Regions from separate parts of the Homo sapiens genome. Here region 1 is linked to region 2. The links are chromatin loops, found by intact Hi-C in ENCODE. Cell type or tissue: heart right ventricle. All regions are shown on one strand. Links, peaks and the distances in the headings refer to the core of each region. The heading gives the core; the rest is flanking DNA.

Evidence for each region. Peaks named below come from ENCODE experiments on the same cell type or tissue, not always from the same donor. Only the 100,000 strongest peaks of a DNase experiment are listed, where the experiment ranks them.
Region 1: it touches region 2 in a loop (2.5-fold over the local background); 16 of 110 quality-filtered maps call a loop at or near these places.

Annotation. Positions count from the first base shown.
Region 1 is chr6:154,496,027-154,498,950 of GRCh38, reverse strand. All of the region lies in intron 1 of CNKSR3 (CNKSR family member 3), which reads left to right. Among named protein-coding and RNA genes, the nearest start is that of CNKSR3, 13 kb to the left of the region's middle. In heart right ventricle, for the core only: no CTCF peak of the experiment used is centred there; no DNase peak of the experiment used is centred there.
Region 2 is chr6:154,430,899-154,433,822 of GRCh38, reverse strand. It overlaps CNKSR3 (CNKSR family member 3), which reads left to right. Exons shown (of 13, transcript NM_173515.4): 5 at 316-357. Among named protein-coding and RNA genes, the nearest start is that of IPCEF1, 76 kb to the right of the region's middle. In heart right ventricle, for the core only: no CTCF peak of the experiment used is centred there; no DNase peak of the experiment used is centred there; H3K27ac peaks cover 1,353 bases.

The sequences.
Region 1 (2,924 bases), core at 116-2,615, 65 kb before region 2:
TGTAACCCCCTCCCCTCCATTGCGAGAAAATAGTTGAGCTTCCTCACTTAGCACTCAGGTTTTGGCTTTGAACAAAGCATGGAGATGAGAAGTGAGGGAAAGAAAAATCAGAAAAGAGCAATACTGAGTCACAAACATGTTGCATTTCAAAGCAAAAAGCTCTTTTGTCTTAGTAGGTGGGCGTTGTGAACGTTGAATCAGTGTAGATGGAATTTGAACCTGTACTTTTGGCAAAACCCATGAGAGTCCAGAATAAAAAAGACACTGCAGAAGTGAACACCAAAGACCAGGAATGGCCCTGAGACTTGTAACAGGAATCACACTGAGACTTGTAACAGGAATTGCAAACACGGTTGCCTATAGGGGCCAGGAGGCAATGTCAGAAGTTGCAGTGTGGGGGCGTGACAGTAGGGAGTGGTGGAGACTGTGGCAAACCCAAAGCCATGTGTTGTCTGGTTTCTGCTGATTGTGGATGTGAAGTTTCCAGAGCTTCTGATTTTTGTCATTTTTTTGTTCTTGTCAAATGAAGCTGTAAATCTGGGTTTCTATGTGACATTTCCCAGTGTTCACAAAATTGTCTATAGCTTTTTTTTTTTTGACGTAGACCAAACAAAACATATCTATGGACCAGTTTGCAATTTCCTCTGTGGACAGCCATGGTCAGGTGTTAATTGTCCAGTGAGAAGCGCACCTGTAAGATGTGAATAAAATTGGCTGCATAGTAATTAATCAGCTATTCAGTAAACTTTTTTAATGTATAATTTGTTTTTCCTATTTACCTAATTCCGTTATTCCTAAAATTGCAACATGTAATTCCATGCAGGTATTATTTAGCCAGAAACACTCATGCCCTGATGTATTCAGCAAACCACTGAATAGTTACTCTTCAGGGTAAAAACAGGAATTCGGCTTCTCTTGGTTGAGTTTACCTCCCCATAGTGGCTATATAATATTGGCCTCTGATGGGAGCTGTTTGTGTTTGCACAGAAAGTTTTCACATATCACCTAAAATAGGGAGTGTGCCCCCATCTCTGTGCTGGTTAGTGGGGTCCTACGTAAATTAGTAAGTTATCTGTTGACTCAAGGTTCTTTCCATCTTCAAGGTGCTCTGCATCGGGAAATGAAGCAAACAAGAAACACCAGCTTCAGTTCTTAATCCAGAATGGCACTCACCCCAAAACACAATTCACAAAACTTCTTAAACACAGGAGAATATTGTAGTCTTTCAGTTTGCGTTGTAAGTATACAGGCTATAGAGATACATAAGTGTATATACACACATATACAGATAAACATACCATACATATTTATTGTGAATGACATTTTGATAAACCTTCATTAGATTTTTATTTCAACCATTAGCTCCCTTTCTAAAAGCTAAAACCAAAAAAGTACAAATTTCCTTTTTTGTACCAATTACTCTGCTTTATGCTAGGGACAGCCAGGTGAGTTAGGTGTAAATGAAATCCGTGTCCGGAAGCTGGCAATTTAGTAGGGAGGCAGCAGTGAGCAGCTGACATGTATAGCATTTCTCTCTCTCTCTCTCTTTCTCTCGTTTTTGAGACAGGGTCTTCCTCTGTCACCCAGGCTGGAGTGCAGTGGCATATTCAGGGCTCACTGCAGCTTTGACCTCCGGGGCTCAAGAGATCCTCCTGCCTCAGCCTCCTAAGTAGCAGGAACCACAGGCATGCATCACCACACCTGGCTAATTTTTTTTTTTTGAACTTTAGTAGAAACGAGGTCTCATTATGTTTCCGTTTCCCAGGCTGGTTTCAAATTCCTGAGCTCAAAACGATCCTCCTGCCTCAGCCTCCCAAAGTGCCGGGATTGCAGGAGTGAGCCACCGCGCCTGGCCTTTATCACGATTCTTTAAGGGCCAGGCTCTTGCTAAGGCTTCCCATGCATTATCTCATTTCGCCTTCACAATGCTTATTTGATATCGGGTGCTTTTATCATCTTCATCTTAGAGTTAAGGAAACCAAACCCTGATGTGTCTGAGCTTGCGTAGATAGCAAATAGGGTTTGAATCAAGAGGCATTAGAGCCTGACGTCTCCCCTAGAGGCACTTAGGTGGGTAAGTTTGGCCTGATAAAAGGTTTTGAGGATGAGGGAAAAACATTTACATCATTAGCATTATGAATCGCATTGATCTACTTAATTTTAACCTGTAATCTTACCACTCAAAATTCTAGAGAATAGTGTATCTACTTCTTTTCTCTTTTTAATATATGATTGGGCTCTTGTAAATGGGACAAGGTGGATTTTAAAATATATTTAATGGGGACTATTTGACCTTTGGGTAGTCCCTTCATGTTTTTAGGTTCTAATGCTCTCATACATTAAAATTCTGAGATGATATGACTGTATATTTAAAAAAGACAAGAAGGAAATACATCAAAATGCCCACATTGGTTATCTATAGAGGATAGAATGAAAGATGGCTTTATTCTCTTGTTTGCTCTTATTAAAGCAATCAGATGGTGCTTCTCCTGTACTCAGAGCCCTGGCTGCTTCCTGCCTGGCCTCTCCTGCGGGCTGCTGTGGAACCAGAAAAGCCTTAAACGGAAATGTGGGAGAGAAGGTTGGATTCACTTTCATGTCTTTCCAGGGTTGTGACCCCTCAAGTCCTGGTTGCCTTTGCTGTTCTCTATTACCTTCAAACAGCCAGCTCGTCTTTATTTCTTTTTTAGTTTTGTCGGGGTTGGCTTGATAGATGTTAGTCCATCATAGCCAGATGTGTCTAGCCTTGTCTTTTGAATGCAAGATTTAGGATGTGGGTACTTAGCTGTTAGTGGACATCAGAGTCACTAGTCAGGATGAAAGAGTTCTTGGCTTTAACTCCCAGAAATTCTGGTAACGTCATGTATAGTGACGGCCGCATGTCTAACAGGTGGCCAGGTAAGTCTTTTGGGGTGGTCTGTGAA
Region 2 (2,924 bases), core at 244-2,743:
CTGGACAGTCTGGAGAGTAGGTGGATTTCAGTTCAGTTATTTTTGTAAGTTTTCAAATTAAGTAATTGGCCAAGTGGGTTCCTTGGATGAGAACTCCTTAGGTCAGGGGAGAGCAGGACCTTCGGAAGGTGCAAACGTCAGCTCTGTTCCCACTCTGCCCTCTCATTCCCATCCCAGTCCTGCAGGACTGTGCAGGCTGACGGGTGTGTCAGGGACCGTCTTGAGCTGCAGAAAATGTCTAGAAAGCTAGGCCAACAGTTCTGAACGTTTTTAACTCTTGTACTTAGTATTCATTTTCTCCATCCCCTTCTTTAGGATTGCTTTGTAGCGGAAATGGAGGATAAAGTTTTAACTGTGGTAAGTATACATTCTAAAAGTTATTGTAAAATTCATTTTCCAAAGGCAGTGGGAATCACATTAAGTAAATGCCCTGTGGCTAATTACTTCAGGAGATACTTTGAAATATTGGCTTTTGGGACATGAGTTTTTAAATTTAGGTGGAAGAGAAAGCATAAAAGTTATTTAACAAGACCAACTACTGTGAAAATTCCTGTGCTTAAATTAACTACATCGAGTCTCTGTTTTATTTTTTTTTCTGAACATTTTATCAGGATACAGTTATATGTATATTGCTAGCTAGCCTGCTAGTCAGGATTGAACTGATGTGCAAATTTCACTTTAGGACCATTTTGATTTAAGAAAAAAATTCTTGGCAAAAACCTTATGATGGAGGGGGGATGTGCTGTAACTGTTTAAGGAGCATTTTGTAACTATTCATCATCACTTCCTCCTTTTGACATACGCCAGCCTGTGCTCTTTTGATAAGGCCTTCCTCCTACTGATGTTGAGGAATTTAGCAATGAAACTGCTATAAATATATTTTCCATAAATAGGGAGGCCAAACAAATTGGAGGAATGTAAAAAGTATCACTTCTTGGATTCTCCCCCTTGGAAAGAAAAATCACTCTTTGGAATTTCCTGATTTCTTTGGTTGTTTAATTTTGAAAGGTTAGATGAGTCTGATTGGGGAAATACCACACGTAGCCACTGTGACTTCTATAAGGAGACCACTTAATAGGGATCCTCTCATTGTCTCTTTAGTTTTACCTTGTCAGTGTTTGGCATTCAAAGAATGTGAGTGATCACTAAAAAGATGATAGACCTAAATGTAAAATGCAAAACTATAAACCATCTAAAAGATAACATAGGGGAAAATTTGGGTGACTGTGTTTTGCAATGAGTTTTCAGATAGAACACCAAAAGCATAATTCATGAAAGAAAAATTGATAAGGTAGACTTCATTAAAATTAAAAACTGCTATGTGAAATGCACTGTTAAGAGAATGAAAAGACAAGCCACAGACTGGGAGGATATATATTTTCAAAACACCTATCAGATAAAGGACTTGTATCCAAAATATACAAAGAACAAGAACAAAATATACAAAAAACAAGAATAAGAAGACAAACAACCCAATTAAAAAGGAGACAAAAGATCTGAACAGGTACTTCACCAAAGAATACATACAAATGGCAAATAAGCCTATGAAGAGATGTTCAATGTCATTTGTATTAGGGAATTGTAAATTAAAACAACAATGAGATACCGCCATATACCTATTATATAGGCTAAAATATGAAACACTGACAACACCAAACGCTGCTGAGGTTGTGGAGCAACAGGAACGCTCGTTAATTGCTGGTGGAAATGCAAAATGGTGCAGGCAGTTTGGAGGACAATTTGGAAGTTTCTTACAAAACTAAACATATTCTTACCATATGATCCAACAGTTGTGCTCCTACATATTTACCCAAAGGAGTTGAAAATTTACATCAAAAAATGTGCACAGGATGTTTATAGCAGATTTACTCAAAATTGCCAAAAAAGTTGGAAGCAACCTTAATGTCTCTCAATAGATGAATGGATAAACAAACTGTTGTACATCTATAAAATAGAATATTATTCAGCAATAAAAAAGAAATAAGCTATCAAGTCATGAAAAGATATGGAGGAAACTTACAAGTATGTTGTTAATTGAAATAAGGCAGTCTGAAAAGACTACATGCTGCATAATTCTGACTATTTGACTTTCTAGAAAATCAAAACCACAGAGACAGTAAAAAGATCTATGTTTGCCAGGGGTTCATGGTGAGGGATGGGGTGGTGGATAATTAGGTTGCATACAGGGGATATTTAGGACACTGAAACTATCCTATATGATACTGTAATGAAGGATACGTGACATTAGGCATTTGTCAGAACTCATAGAATGTACACCACAAAAAGTGAACCCTAATATAAATTATAGATGTTAGTTGATAATAGTGTCTCAATATTAGTTCATAATTTGTTTTTGGTGGCTTTTTTTTTTTTTTTTTTTTTGACAGAGTCTCGCTCTGTTACCCAGGCTAGAGTGCAGTGGTGCGACTCGGCTTACTGCAACCTCTGCCTCTGAGGTTCAAGCAATTCTGCAGCCTCAGCCTCCCGAGTAGCTGGGGTTACAGGCACACGCCACCATGCCCGTCTAATTTTTGTATTTTTAGTAGAGATGGAGTTTTGCCATATTGGTCAGGCTGGTCTTGAACTCCTGACTTCAGGTGATCCCCCTACCTCAGCCTCCCAAAGTGCTGGGATTACAGGCATGAGCCACTGTGCCCGTCCTAGTTTGTCATTTATAACAAATGCACCACACCTAGTACAAGATGTTAATAATAGAGGAAACTGGGAATGGAGGCTGGTGGTGGAGGGGATATATGGGAACTCAATGTACTTTTTGTTCAATTTTTTTTTTTTATAAACGTGAAACAGCTTAAAAAAGTAAAGTCCATTGAAAAAATGGCTTAGTCTCAAAACAATTTTTTTTTTTTTTTACCTTGTCAATATTTGGTATTCAGAGACTGTGAGCAATCATTGAAAAGTCAGGT